2 separate regions of the Homo sapiens genome follow, and region 2 is linked to region 1. The links are chromatin loops, found by intact Hi-C in ENCODE. Cell type or tissue: dorsolateral prefrontal cortex. All regions are shown on one strand.

The links. A loop is a pair of places that touch in the nucleus more often than their neighbours do. Peaks named below come from ENCODE experiments on the same cell type or tissue, not always from the same donor. Only the 100,000 strongest peaks of a DNase experiment are listed, where the experiment ranks them.
Region 2: it touches region 1 in a loop (6-fold over the local background); 3 of 110 quality-filtered maps call a loop at or near these places.

Annotation. Positions count from the first base shown.
Region 1 is chr18:28,083,482-28,091,481 of GRCh38, forward strand. The region is part of intron 2 of CDH2 (cadherin 2); the gene reads right to left. Among named protein-coding and RNA genes, the nearest start is that of CDH2, 90 kb to the right of the region's middle. RefSeq lists an enhancer at 418-5,411. In dorsolateral prefrontal cortex, no CTCF peak of the experiment used is centred here; a DNase peak (open chromatin) is centred at 4,008; H3K4me3 peaks cover 1,679 bases; H3K27ac peaks cover 4,680 bases.
Region 2 is chr18:28,147,582-28,155,581 of GRCh38, forward strand. CDH2 (cadherin 2) reads right to left here. Exons shown (of 16, transcript NM_001792.5): 2 at 92-203. Among named protein-coding and RNA genes, the nearest start is that of CDH2, 26 kb to the right of the region's middle. RefSeq lists an enhancer at 7,385-8,000. In dorsolateral prefrontal cortex, no CTCF peak of the experiment used is centred here; DNase peaks (open chromatin) are centred at 515 and 4,980; H3K4me3 peaks cover 2,684 bases; H3K27ac peaks cover 6,517 bases.

The DNA of each region.
Region 1 (8,000 bases):
TGAAAAAGACCTTAGAGATCATTTTATGATTAAGGAAACTAACATCCCAGAGGTACGTGACTTTTCTAAGGTCACAAAGCTAGTTTGCTTTGTGAATAAGAACTTGCTGAATAAGAACTAGCCTACAGATTTTTCTTATTTATATTCAGGCCAAGATTTAGTACACTAGTTCCCTATACCTTACTTAAGTTTGATGTGAATATGCTCTTTCGATCATAAAAGGTATGATGGATTTTAAGGTCGATTGAAAATATAAATATACACCCTATAGTTGACTGAATTCATGTTTTTCTGCTGAGGCAAATGGACATAAGACTAGTTAGCCCCAGGCCAGGGCTGACAATCACTGTTCTAATCCAGTATTTTGAGAAAACACTATGGTGGCTTGTGAGCAACTCCTCACATTCACATTTTCACATGAGGGTGGGAGGGTAAGTATTTTGGTTTAATGAGTTCTACCTCTCTCTGAGCTCAGTGGACAGCAATTTTGCCGCATTTAGAGAGCTGTGTCTAACTTGGTTCACATATAATCTGAAGTCTGTCCTGGGTAGCCAGTAAGCAAATCAGCCATGAAGACTTTTGTCTGACAAATTCAAATGAACAAACAACAACAATACAACACTTGGTGACAGGAGCTGGCATACATGAATCTGATTTATTTAATTCTCCGTATACCTATTAGCCTCTGAGCTTTTAGAAATAATCACTCAGGCAGTGCGTATCACTTTTATTTTGCCTGAGAACTCGCAAGCAATACTGAGGAAAAATCCAACAGGGCAGAGCCTCTAAAAATGTCACTGAACTCTAACACAGCAGGGAAGGGATTTCCTTATTTCATGTTATTGTTTCTTTGCTATTTTGTTTTTATGAGAATATACAACAGTACAAAATAGTACAAAATAACAAAAATAGTTAAGAGTCACCACCATTTCAGGAGTTGCTTATTTGTCTTCATCTGTGGTCAAGCTTCTGAAAAATGGCCAGAGAATCTTCCTCTTTACCTGGTTTCTCCAAGTCACATAGCAGAAGAAAGCCAATTTTAACACTGTTTCAAAGAAAGGGAATAGTACTTGGAAGTAACATGCAGTGCAAAATAAAAAAAAAAGGATACACACACACACACACAGCATAAAATATCAAAAGTACCAGACTGCTCTTACCAGCTTATGGGCCAGCTAAACAACTGTTTCTTCCACTTTGACCTGTTCCTTCAACCTCATCCACCCAGCAAAATCCTAAACTTGGGATCAATACAGCAAAGCACGATCTCTCATTCAGATGCAGGAAGCTGAAAACTTCTGGGGGAAAATTGTGCTGTGCTTCTCCTCCAATCCATGACTTAAATCCTAATCTGGTAACCAGTAACAATGAACTTTTTTAGCTATCCTTGGTACAGCTCTTTCTCAATTCCCTCAGAGACTATTCTAGATCATCACTAGGCTCTGGACCAACTCACAGGTGATTTATCTCCTGCTCTCCTGAAAAGATGAAGGCCACCAGCCCTGGTCAAAGCTGAATTCCCCACTCTACTCTTCTATCTAAAATATATTATACGTATAGACAGCCACACCCATCCCTAACTCTGAACTCCTCCTCCTGTTGGAGACTTACTTCCCAATTGAGTTCTTGACCCTGACTTCCTCTAGAGAGACAGATTATCCTCAGTCCTTTCCTTTTTTCAATTTTTCTCTTTAAGCTTTCCTTGTACACAGCCATAAACTTAAAAAATGGGTCATTCCTCCCGCCACCGGCCTTATCTTAGTGTTCGCAGCTCTACTTAGCAGTCTCTTTCTCCGTCTCTTTTCTCTTACACTTCCACAAACACACACTCTCTCTATCTCCTCCAACTCAAATATATTGAGAAAAGACACTTCCCTAGCTAGCAAGCACAGGACCGCAAGCACTGCATTCTACTTGTTCACCTGCTCCTCTGCACACGCGTGATTTTCCACCTCAGTATCCTCATTTCCATCCTGCCCCTCAAATCTTAACTGTCCAAGGCATCATTCCCATATCATGGCTCTTCTCATTCACCTTGTATGGTTGCAACCACTACCACATAGTATCAACAAACAACTCCCCACTGTTGACTGCTACATCTGCACCTTCTAGCCAAGATTCAACCTCCATCTTCAGAAAATCATGTTTAAATACCTACTTTGTACTGACTGACATTGTCATGTCCATAAGCATCTCAAAGTCACACATCGGATGGAAATCTTCAACTTTGTTCTCAATCTGGTCCCATACTCTATATTCCTATTCTCAACCCTAGAGTCACGGTAATCCTTGAATCCCTAGTGCAAAACACTGTGTTTGGGACTTAGTAAGTACTTAATGTGCTGAATGAATGAAATGATTAATTACTTTCAATATTATAATTTCCTACAAAATTAGTATTTAGGTCATGTGAACTAATCACATGATAACGCCACAGGACACAGGTTATTAACTACCACTGTACCCATCTTCTCTAAAGGAGAATAAAAATATTATCCATCTGGAATCATGCTCACCACTGTATTATAAACTTGTTTTTAAAAGGAATGACATTTAGTGACCAGAATACAAGACCTTTGAGACCATGTTAATTTTCGCCTAACACAAGGGAGAACGTCAACCTTCTAGCAAGCAGCAACAGTACAGCTAAATTCACTCTGGAACAACCTAGTTTGCAATTGAGAAGTTGATACAATTAAGAAAATGTGTTTATACTGTTCTAAAGAAGGGATTAACAGGATTATTATACTATTTTATTATCCTAAAGAAGTGGCTTTCCAGTGTTATAACTACCCTATAGTCCTTTCCAACATTAGAACTCTATAGTTATTCAGTTATTGTTATGCTTAAACATTTCCTCTACTACTGTATAGTTCCGTAAATCTCTCGGTCAAACTTTGCTAATTTCCTTTATTTATTAAGCCTTCATTGTTTTTAAGTAAAAGGTCCATTTATTTATCATTCAATCACACTACGGTCTCCCACTGAGAAAGACTGTGTACCTAACAAAAATCTTCAGAGTGTACTCGGGAAAAGAGACTATTTCCTTCTGTGTGGGTCAGCATCATATCCTGTCAAAAATCAGGACCCTATGAGCTCTCTGGGGACACTGACCATGGTTCTAAATAATATATGAATCTGGACAATTACAAATGTATGTTTTTGCTTTTTGCTCACACACAAGACACACTAGGGGCTTGCCTCTAGTTGAATGGCTTCTTGTTTTCACTCAGTTTCAGCCTATGCTCTCATCTCATTAGAATTTCAGTATCCTCTGGTCTTGCAGAGTTCCCTTTACCTTCTTTTGTATCAGACAAAAGATGGTAATTTACGTCTAATTAACGGAACTGAGTCATAATGAGTTCTTTTCTCTTAGACAGCATTTGAATGTCCAAAATAACCAGAGAGATTGGGCTTTTTAAGTCTTGCTCCAGTTTAAGGTTTTATAACACAATGCTCTCATTCAGGCCTCCTACTTTGCATACAGTCAGAGGGCTGGAGGTTATCCACATTGTGAAATTCTTTGGCTAGTTATGCCCAGAGTGACTGAATGGCAGGCAGGCTGAATTTAATATTTTCTGCTAAGCAGCTCTGTTGAGACAGCCAAGCTTACGACTGCATCCTTTTCATGTCTCTTACTTATACTTTGAAATGCTATCTTTTGCCTGTTGATGAATTTGATAGCATTCTTTATGAGATCAATTTCCTTGAGAAAGATACAAAAGGCAGGATGAAAGACAAGTTTGATGCAAAACACACAAAGGGCTGTGCATCTGTGTGAAGAGAAGCATGATAAAGCATAAAGCGGTTCTCCCCACACCATGATGAGGGACAAAGATGTAAACACAATAAGCCCGCCTAAAGAAAGCAAAAGCACATGTTCTAACGGGAGCAGTAACCAGGTTAAAATACTTGAAGCATCTTCTTCCTCTCTTATGCCAGAGCATTTTAAAATGCCCTCTATACATGACGGCATGCCAACACAAACAAACTGCAGAGGCTGAACTCCACTGGCATCGTGCCGTCCTGAAATGACACCAGTTAGATAAACTGGGTTTTTACTCCTGGGACAGTCTTCAACCAAGCTTTTTATTACATTGGGTTAAGAAGAAAAAAAAATAACCCTTGTCTCCACACTTCAAAATCCAAATGTGTATTCCTTTGATAGGATATTGTTATATTAAAAATACTGTGGCAATATCACTTGTCATCATGTTCTACTGACACACATATTCACCAATGCTCCAAATTTCAGAGGCTCAGCCACTCAAAAGAAAAACAAAACAAAACAAAAAAAGAATGAATGAAAATAAAAAACAAAACAAAACAAAACAAAACAAAACAAAAAATAAGGCTGACCAAACTTTCATGATGGGAGCCCTGGGACCAAGAAATTATAGCTGTATTATAAAGGACAGGCAAACCACACTACAGATACTCGGTTTTTTACTCTCTCCCGCCTCATTTTTTTCCTCCCCCTCAAAGAGGGAGTGAATGTGAAATTTACACAGACAAGCTCCTCAATAGATACACTTGATTTGTCAAATGGAAAGATGACCCTTCAGTAACTAGGCTGCTTGGTGAAAATATTAAACCAGACAGTAAGTCAGAGAAAATTAAATACTACCTTGATTAATCAGGCTTAATGGGTGAGAAGCAACTAATTTATAACACTACATTGACAAAAACAGGGTAAAGAAAAAGGAGGCTGTTTCACATCAGATTAAAGTATAATTTCTTTTTCTACTTTTCTTGGGGAAGGAATATATTGATACTCATAAAGTCAACTACATTTTTGAAGATATAAACAAAAATCACTGTAGACATAGTCTTTGCCCCTTGATACTCAAAATCTAATGTGAGAAATAAAACATACGTAAGCCCTGAACACGCAAATGAGTTTTAATGTTAATTTATCAATCTGACACTTGAACCATAATTTTTTTCATTCGAATTAAATTGAAAATCATTTGGATGTCTCCAAGTTAGCTCAGATACCCTTTCTAAATTAGAGCAGAGTGAATTAACAGCACAAGGAATCTTGCAATCTTGCCTTTCAGCCTCATGTGCTTGAAGGCTTTCAGACCCTGAAGGTGATGGGGAGGAAATGTCCTGGGGCCTATGTAAGTCTGTCCGAGAGGCATCTGGTGAGCTAGGCACCTCCCAAAGGAGGTGGACAGAGGAAGAGGGTTTCTAGCACAGCACCTGCAGGGGTTTTAAAGGGTTCCTAAGGGGGCGGGCATGTTCCCTGACAGCCACCTTCCCAGCAAGTCAAGTGTTGCTAAACTGGGGGCCTTCTATGCATAGCAAAAGATAGACACCATACAAAGAAGCCAAAGTGTGAAATGAGTGGAGGCAGATATTGCATATCAGGAGAGAAAATACAAATTCTACGCTGGGTGTCACAAAAAGACTACAGTGCCAATTCAAGGGGAAACAAATCTGACTTGAAAAAATATTAATATCTAGATTATTACACTTTAGTATAATTTACAAAATAGCCACTCTTAAAGAGCTTTGGAAACAAAAGCCTACACACTGTGATTTAGTTTCATTCATTTGCTCTTTCTCATAACTGAATAGAAGTATAACAGAAAAGAGAGGAGGAACAGAGCTCATCAAGAGTACGTCTCCTTTACATGTCATTCAACTCTAGCACACTGGAAAAGCCTGCTTATAATAAAGAACCAATATACAGAAACTTCAGAAAAACCTAAATGCCAAACCTAGATCTTTGACTCTCTACCAGATGAGGACACCATCAAATGATAATTTTCTAGAAAAAAGATTTTAGGACCTCAAATAAAAGAGTGATAAATACAATGAAATTCCTTCTATATAATAACTACAACAGAAAAATCAAACAACAATATTCAGTCACAACTTATAATAACCAATCACATATATTTCTTCACATTATAATTATAAAATCTTCACATTTTAATCATTACAGTCAGTAGTGTTTCCTAGAAGGAAATTTTTAAAGGGTTATTATGCCTTACTATACATACGGGTTATCTAGTTTCCATAATCATTTTTTTAACAAAAAATTGCATATAAATTGATAGTCTGTAAATAGAGTTACATTTTAAGTGTCCTTGAATTATTTAAGTAATTTAAAGCAATTTCAATTGCAATTTTGTTCAAGTCCAATAATCTTTTCTAAAGCAAATGGTTATATCTAATTTATGCATTTCCTAATTGGTCCAACCTGTAACTGGTTTTCTTAAAACAAGATTAAAGAAAGTAAGGTTAGCCAAATTCATAATTAGTACTCTTTACCAGGTCTTATTCCAAGAGATGCATTTAGCAATAAATATTTAATGGACACCTGCTACCCTGGGTATGTGAACAGTGCCAGGAATACAGAGGTAAACAGGACAGAGCCCGATTCCTGTCCTGATAGAGCTCTCCACACTTCAGATCCATATTCACCTGACAGAATCTTCCATATCCACGTGAATTATGCTCTTATAAACTGTTTTATTACATCCTTAGTAAATCTATGAGGTTTCACTGATGAGAAACTAAAGTGTAGTTAGCATAACTACAAAAAATTATTGGATGCCACAGATGTCAAAGAACTTGGAGATCAATTAGTCTGGTGGTTCCTTTCCTTTCTGAATATAAGTATCAATTTTTAATTTATAAACAAAACAGAATTATACACAAACACAGAGCTATGTGGACCCCACATATTAGTAATTGTTCTTTTTTGCATCTGTTGACTAAGACAATGCCTATAAACTACTTTGAATTCACTACGCTTTTAAATACATGTCTATTACAGTAATCTCAATAACATCTAAATTAATTTGTCTCACAGTGACAAATGTGTGGCATTGGCTGACGTATGGATTTGTGTATTGGACAATAATTCCAAGGGCCTTTAAAAGGCAATAAAGGCAAAAATCTCACCCATCTCCTTCATGTCCTCATTGCAGCACAAATGAGGGCCAGAAATGACTGCACTATCTTCCAAGGTCATACCACTGGCTAGCGAGAACACTGAGGACTACAGCTTCTTCCCCCCAGGCAGCGTCCACAAGCATCTGCTCAGGTGTTACCCATACCCTTCCCTCCACAGATGACAATTCTCCTTTAGCTACAAAATTCAGAAGTCATCTCTGTGTATGTTTATTAGAGTAGCTTGTACTGTATTCCAGCAAACTGGTGGCAATGCTATAAATGCTCTCCCTTTCCAACCTTATGGTAGATAAGAACTCAATGAAAGCTAAAATATAACTTCAGGGCAAAAGACAAATTTTCTTTTATTGTACTGAAGAATGTTGTATCCATCATAGCCTACAAATACCCAGAAGCCAGTATAATATTTCTAATACAACATGTATCTTACTGGTTTGGGGAAGAAAAAATAATCCTTTTATTCCTTTTCACTCTGCCTACAAGTAGAACATTGAGATAATAGAGATTAAGCCTTAAATTTCTATATCCAATAGTGGTTGAATCACAAGAGGACTGAAAAAGCATTTGTCTCTACAAGATAATACCTAATATGCTAGTCCTCCGGGCAGTTTACATTGATTTTGCATTTAATTGCATAGGCTGATTTTCTCATATTTTCCAGGACAAAGTTGTCAAAATGAAAGGATCTAGATGTACTCTGCTATGAAGCCAAAAGAAGAAAGTAAACTTAAGAGCACTGGTTTCTGTAATAACTATATGATTGCAAAAAGTTTTGTTTTGTTTTTTTCCTACTAGAAATTGACACTGGGGATCACAAACCAACTTGAGAGCAAAGGTGATAAAACTGTACTTTCTCCTCAATCCCTCATTTCCCCCCTCTGTTCTTAAATTACTTTCAGAAATGGGAAGAAAATGAAAACACCCCCTGACACTTAAATACCTTTCACCTACTCTGTAACGAATTGGATTTAATTCCCTTTAGTTCAGTTAGCTAGTGGACTTTGTCCTTCAGTCTGTCTGGTAAATATTTCACAATTCTCTCTGTATGTTTTTGTAAAGTAGTGGGAAAAAAA
Region 2 (8,000 bases), 64 kb after region 1:
ATACAGTAGAAATGATTTAGGCTTTTTTAATGGCTAATTTGTTTCATGAGCATGGACACTGCATGTACAAATATATCTTTTGAGATAGTACCATTGAGAAGAGGCTGTCCTTCATGCACATCCTTCGATAAGACTGCACTGTAAACATCTTCAGGAAATCCAGTCTTGCATAATGCGATTTCACCAGAAGCCTCTACAGACGCCTGCAACACAAGAAAAAAAAAAAAAATGTGTGCAATGATTGCTACCTCCTTCAACTGAGAAACATTCCACTTGGCATAAAGCCTCATTTTTTCAACTATCTTGTACAAACAACCCCTTTGTTTCCAAGTGCTTACAATTAGAATGTAGAGGGCAAAGGGTTAATCATTTTGATAACTGGAGTAGAAGAAACAAATCCCACTTGTCTAGTCCAGTAAAAGCGAAATAATACACATTCTAGGTTCTTCTAAGGACTGAACATTTCCATTAAAATGCTCATTGTGACTGAAGAACTACCAAGTGGGCGTGGGGTTTGGGGGACAGCCAAATAGTCTTTGGGCTCCACAAATCACCATCACTAACTTAAGTTTTCATGAAAAATGTATACATTCAAGTACACAGATTTTTATATTTTTAGCTAATTTTCTATAAAACTGGTTTCAAGATGCCATGTTCATTTAAAAATAAAATTATAATATACTTACAACAGTGGGACAGATAATATTTTATACCAAGTAAAACCAATCAAAACTATATATTTATTTCTATAATTTGAAGGACAGTGATACATTAAAAATTTAAGTAAAGATTAATACAACTATGTTTTTACACTTAAAATTAGAAAGTAACCAAGTATCTGTCATTTTCTATATCATCATATGCACAGTTAATTTACTCAGTGTGCTTAAAACTCAGTCATACCTACTACTGTCTAGCTAACCCTCCAAGTTAGTTGCCCTACTTCTTTCAGCCCTACTGACACAATTGGAGGACAGTCAGCCCTCAGCAGAGCTCCTGTAGCATCTGCATTAATTGTAGGAAACTCTACCATGTACTAATGGGGATTCAAATACAGAGGAAGGACGAGTAGAATGAGGCTACCCAATGAAGGGATTCCAGTGGCCATAGGGACAGCATTAGGGACAGTCCACCCTAGTGAGAACCAGAAATTGAGAGGAAGAAGAAGGGAAGTCCCAGAAACAGAGAGATCTCAGAACAACTGTCTGGATGAAGCAATGCAGGGCAGCTTCATAATTAAATGACTACCTGAATTATGCATGTGAAATTTTGCAAATACTAATGTTGCAAAAATCTAGACCAATCTAATAAACTGTTCTTTTCAAATCCAAGAAAATAAGAAATAAATTAAATTTAAACAGTATTAAATATCACAGTATTTATTCTCAAAAAATTTTTAGGAGCAACAGTGAGATACTAGTTCAGGCCCATCGAATGAGTAAGCAGTTTTAAGTCTGTTATGTGCAAGAAAGGGCTGTATCAAGTGAAGAATAAAGAAGAACCAGTCCCCTAAAAAGGTGTGAGTGGAAGCTGGTACAGTCACCTTGGCATATATTTTGGCAAACTCTAGTAAAGATGAATGTGGATATATCCTCCATATTCCTAGGGAAATATTACGCCACATGAGTGCTCCAGTTGACATGTGCAGGAATGTCCACTGAAACATGACTGTAATAGCAGAGATTCTGTACATGTCCATCAAAAGGAGAATGGACTAATACATCATCACAAAGCCAAAAGAAGAAAACAACATTAAAATGAAAGAACTGGAACTACATTTATCCAAACAGCTACATCTCAGAGGCAAACTAAAACAAAACAAAAAGTCAGTTTCTTTAAGTTCCATGTATGATTAAGATATAAATTTAATTATAAATCAACCTACAGATGACTATTTAGTAAGTTCAGAAACCCATTTGTGTGACATCCCAAATTCAGACTGAAGACAAGGCACACTGCAGTATGAAATCTTGCAAAAAAAAGTAGAAATCATGACTGATGATTCCGCTTATATAAAATTTAAACACAAAAGATAACATAATGTTTTGAACACATACTTATGTAAGAAGAAAAGGAAAACAGCATAGTGATAAACATGAAATTTAGGATAGTGGTTACCCCAGGGGAAGGAAAACTAGGAAAGGCATCAGGAAAGATTGTACAAGTGGCTTCAATTTTATCTGTAATAATTACTTTCTTTCAAAAAGACTGAAGGAAACCAGGTAAAATGTAAAGATCCGCATAGACACACAGGTACAAATTACAGTATTCACCTCACAAACTATCTGCTCTACATATTTCATAATGAAAAAGAGAAAATATCAGAAACCAATTGAGAAATAAGAAGTGAGGCTTCCAACACCCATCAAATTTGGGACACTGGGAGACAGTCTGATACTTGACACGTGTAAACATCCAGGTACTGTCCATGCCTGGCACAGTGCAGGCACTGAGTAAAGGAAAGCTTTTGCTTTTAGCTAACCCAAACGAACACAGGGAACTCCCCAGTTTGCCATATAAAATGGACAAATGTGTTGTAAACCTGTGTCCCACCAACATGTTACGAGTCTGCCTCTTCACCCTTCTAGTCCAGGCTTCTAAGAGCAGTGAAGCATGGCAGGTGCTAGCCCATGACAGGTCAGGCCGGAGCCCAGAAACGCCGTGGCCAGAAGCCAGCGATGGAAGGCACGGAGCAGACGGGGGTCACGTTTCAAATGGGGGCGTTCAGGGTAGTAGAGTATGCGGGTTTGTGGGTAAGAACTCAGAGATCAAGAAAGTCTCAAGACTAGAGGAAAACCGTAAGCTTTTATTCAATCTTGTTTCCCAGTGGATCTGCCCTAAGGCAGGAGAATCAGCGGCACCAAGTTCCTGGTCCAAACCCACAGAAATAGGACTTCAGGGCCATGTCGAAGCTGTCAGGAAGACAGTGAATGTTCACCTCTGTGTTTTGTTCTCTGCCTTATTTCAGAAAAGGGACCTTCTGTCCTCAATGTGCTGCCCCTTACTAAACCTCTCCATGCTCATTTTCCTCATGTAAAAAAGGGTACCAACCAGCCAGGTTGGCCATGAGAATTATTGAAAAAATGCTCTTAAAGCACATCTCTAATGAATACTGACTACTAATATTAAATATCCATGGAAGTCATGTCATACTTTGAATAATTTCATATTCATCTTAAATAGCTGAAACTTTCCTAAATTCTTCTTCCTTAAGACAAAACGGATCCACAAAATAATATAATCCTGGATCCAAAATACTAATCTATAATGTATTTTCTTAAAAACAATCTCCATAAAATTGTTAAAATATATATTCTCCCTATTTATTTCCTCTCTTAACTTTCAGTCAAAAAATAGCAAAGTTACCAAGTTCAAAAAACAAACAGGAAGCACTCAAATGAATACAAGCTCCCAGCTGGACATAGTGGAGGCTTACTTTGCACCAAGCACTGTGTTGGTAAATCAGTATCTCATTCAATTCTCCCTGCAACCCTACAAGGCTGTGACTGATACCAGGTATGAGACTGCAGGAGACCAAGAGCTGATGAGCAGAATCCCCTTAGGGGGGCTGACTGCACTGTGGTGGTAATCCTTGTTGGGCATTGGAAGTTCTCTGGTCTAACCCATAGCTAATGCCTGAATGTTCTACAACAGTAGCTCTCAATCAGGGACAATTTTGCTCCCCAGGGGACATCTATCAATGTGCAGACACATTTTTAGCTGTCACAACTGCGAGGGGGTGCTACTGGCTACTAGTGGCTACTGGCTCTCAGTTGGTTTCTGGCATTTTCTCTTTTTCATTATAAAATACGTAGAGCAGGGAATTTGCTAACCATTATACAACACACAGCACAGCATCCCTAACAAAGGAGTGCCAAGCTCAAAATGTCAACAGAGCCAAGGTTAAGAAAACCTGTTCTACAGCAACACATGAAAAAGAGGTATCTACCTACCCATTAACACTGCTATCGGTATGAGGATCACTGTCTGCTCAAGTAGCCTCATCACTCTTGGAACATCCTGCATCCCAGAAAGCCAAAACCCAGCCCCTGAGGCTTACTCCCACATAAAGTCATCACTCTGCCAGGCCTAGGATGAAATTCTGGAACTTCCAAGAGGAGAAAGAGGCATCCTACCCTCAACAAGTTATCTGTGGGTATGAGGAGGAGGTTGTGAATAACATACATTTCCCTAATATTTGAATGGTGCATGGGTTGGCAAGCTTTTTCTGTAAAGGGTAAACTAAGTATTTCAGGCTTTGTAGTCCATAGGATCTCTGCTGAAACTACTCAATCTGCTGCTGTTGTGCAAAAGCAGTCATAGACAATCAGTATATGAATGAACATGGCTGTGTTCATTCTAATAAAACTTCATGTATCCTGAAATTTGAATTTCATTCCATTTTCAAGTCTTGAAAGATATTCTTCTTCTTTTTCTTGCTTAAAAGCATTTGAAAATGTAAAAAATATTCTTGGCCAGACAAAAATAATGGCAGCAGGAGTGTAGTTTGCAGATCCCTCGAATAGTGTGTTAAGTTCCGTATCACATTGTTATCTCACTTCATTCTCACAATAGGCCCCTTAAGAGGGGGTTAAACTATCTGCATTTTGCTAATGAGCAAATCGATTCTCACACAGAGGTACAGTGAAATACCCAAGACCTCACATCCAAGAGAGAAAGGGCAGGATTCAAACTCTGTAGTCTTTCTAAGTACAACAAATAATTACAATACAATCTTTCAAGAAACATGTACTGAGTGTTCATTTGCCACTAGAAACAGAAAACAAGATACAGCCCCTGCCCTTAAGGAGCTCAAGATTTAATGTGGGAGGTTAAGATATGCAGAGGATATGAGCAAAGCCCAGGGCAGGGAATCTGGGGGCTTCCCAAGCAGAGAGCTGGAGTAGCAAGGCGCTAGAGAGTGGCAGGAAAGCCATCCTAGGCAGTCACTGCTTGAACTAAAACAAGGCAGCAAGAAACAGCATAGTGCCTGGGGAATAACAATGAGTTCAGTGTCGCCGGAGTCCAAGAAGCAAGGCAGGATGTCAAAAGTTGAGGCTGGAGAGTTAGACAGGGTTAGATCACAAATGGTTGGGGGCCTGGGGTTATCCTGTTGGCTGGGGGAGCCAGGGACAGATTTTAAGCACAGACCGAATGCATCTGACAGAGAATTCTCTGATAGTTTTGTGGGAAAGTGTGTGTGTGATAGGGGATGACAAGTGACAACTGGGAGACAAGCTAGGACACAGACCTGAGTCAGGGCAGGGGCTGCAAGGAATGAAAAAGGGGCAGATTTTGTCAATACCAAGATAGTTAAGATCGATAGGGCCTTCTGAGGCAGGGACTCACTGGGGGAGGGAGGGAGGAAATGATGCCTTCCCTCATGTTTCCAGCTGAGTGGCTGTGAACACGGGTGCCACAAGTAGGAAAAATAATTGCAAAACTATAATGTCAGGAACAAAGTGCTAAAGAAGCAGAAAGAATGGGATGATAAATCTGTCCGTGGAAGTCAAGGAAGACTCCATAGCTGAAGTGACATTTAGGCTCTGACTTTAAAGATGATTAAAAATTTGCCAGGAGAAAGAGGGGGAAGTGGAAAAGGGCATTCCAGGCAAAAGGTACAGCAGAACAAAGCCCCTGGTGATTTATGTTGAGCTTGTAGTCCACCAAAACCATCCTGATCTTTTTTTTTCTAGGCAACTGTTAAGTTATGGCTTCCTCCTCTATTATCTTTGCTGCTGATTTTGGGTCCTTAGGGGGAGCAATTTATATTTAACCCTCCAAAATTTGGTCTCAATAAATTAATAATTCCAGCTGGCTTTAGTCATTCCTTCCAGCTTTATGTATCAAGAAAGTCTAATGAGATACCCCAAAGTCTTCATGTAGATGCTACTTAGATGCTAAAAACAGGGTATGTCACATGCCCAGACATGGTTTGGGGAAATCTGCCCAGGGGCAACACCCCCCAACCCCCCGGGGCCCTAAGCCCTGGGCTCTTAAGAAGAGCAGAGTGACTGCAGCATGAACTTCCAACAGGTCAGACTGCCTGGCTTTAAATCCCAGTCCCATGGATACTATCTGCCAGACCTCTGAGAAGAAACAGTTCCCCATCTGTACAACAAGAGTACTAAAGACAGCACCAACTCATAGGGCAGATGAGAGGATTAAATGAGTTAATATGTGTAAAGCACTTAGGATAGTGTCTGGCACATGGTTATTCAATGTCTTAGCTATTTGTCATCACAGTACTAATACTATTGGGGCAACACGAATCCAACTCATGGTACATCTGCCATACAGGCCGGTAGGTCTCAAACTTACTCAACACAGCAAGCAATCTGGGACATTTGTTTAAAATACAGATTCTTGGGTCCTAGCCCAAGACTCATTAAAACAGACTCTCAAGAGGCATGATGGATAAATCTGTGTATTTAACAAGTGCCTGTGCTGCAAGTGGTGGCCACACATCCAGCCCTTATCTTTACCTCTGGAAACCTTTCTGAACGTTCTCAAAACGGCACAGCTACCTTTTGACCCTAGTCTTCAAACCCAATAGCTTAGCAACAACAAAAAGGAATACAGAAACCATGATTTTTCTGTTCTTAATCCCATGCTCTCTTTATTCTGAAAACTACACCTTCTTGATTTTGAATTTCTTTTGCTTTGAACAGAGCATTACCCCATCTCCAGTCCTTTAGCAATTCTCCTCTTCTGCACAATTCCTCAAGGATGACAAGCAGTCAACAAGCCCTCTCGGCCCACCAGCGTGAAATTCACGCTGGTCAGAGGATCTGAACTCATTTAGTGCCGCTCTGTGCTCTCGCACAATCAGCTCACCTATCTTGAGTTTCAATTTCCTCTTACAAGTATTTACTCTACTCTTCCCAGGCTGAAGATCGACCTCCTTGTCTAGAGAGGACAGAAGTGTAATAGGAGTTGAGGAGTTCTGCTTGCCTGTGAGTATCAGTCTCTCTGTTCTGGTTCTGCACTCGCAGGGACATTGTTTTTGTTCTTGTTCAAATTTTTCCACGGTCTCAATGCTGTGAGCTTTAAAGCCGAGTCCACTACTCTTTTCGGTTCCCGTTCTCATTATTCTTTTTCATAGTCATCCTTGGTCACTCAATCTGCTTTCCAATTTCCTCCAAGTCACTCCTAAATCCAAGCTCTTAAATATTCCATGTGGAATCACCATGGACAGACTTCAGTTGCCTTGTCTCCTCACTCTCTTCCTCATTAAGATCATTTATGATTATTGGCTAAAAATTTCACCTCTGAAAGCAGCCTAAACCTAAGGAAATCATAACTTTTCTTTCTGGCTCTGAAGACTGCCTAACCAAAACCTAGACTAAGTTAGTTATCATAAACTCTTAAATGTAATCCATTGGATGTCAGGTTAAAACACTGATCTCTTACTTTTTCCCTATCAGAGATTCCATGGTCACAATCTTGTAACAATTACATTATTGTTTGGGAGATTACCAAATGCAGTCAACAAAGCTGAGGCCTTCTTTTGCATTATGTTTGCTCCCCTGATTCCTTGTGGAAATAAGGGCAATAATGGGTAGGACTGGGTTAAGACTGAGAACTCTGCAGCAAACCTGCTCAGGTTTAAATCCAGCCTCCACCATCTACTACCTGTGTGACCTTGGCAAGCCATGTAACCTCATCTGTGCTTCAGCTTCCTCCTCTGTAATAATAATAATAATAGCTAAAGTACAGGTCTTTAGGATTGTTGTGAAGAATACAAAGGGCTTAAAAAACAATACGTGATTCACCACAGGACAAGGGTTAGCTATTATGATGCTGGTATTGTTTTGATTGTGGAGACTTTTATCTCTTTGTTCTGTAAGTAACTGAGAAATATTTTAAAATTATTTTGTGAAGAAGGAATACCGTAAAGAAATCAAGCCTGCAAAAAAACGGAAATTCACTCACAAACAAGGACAAAAGATGCACAAGTGGAATTCCCTTCATGATACGTGATTTGTGGGTTGGGGGAT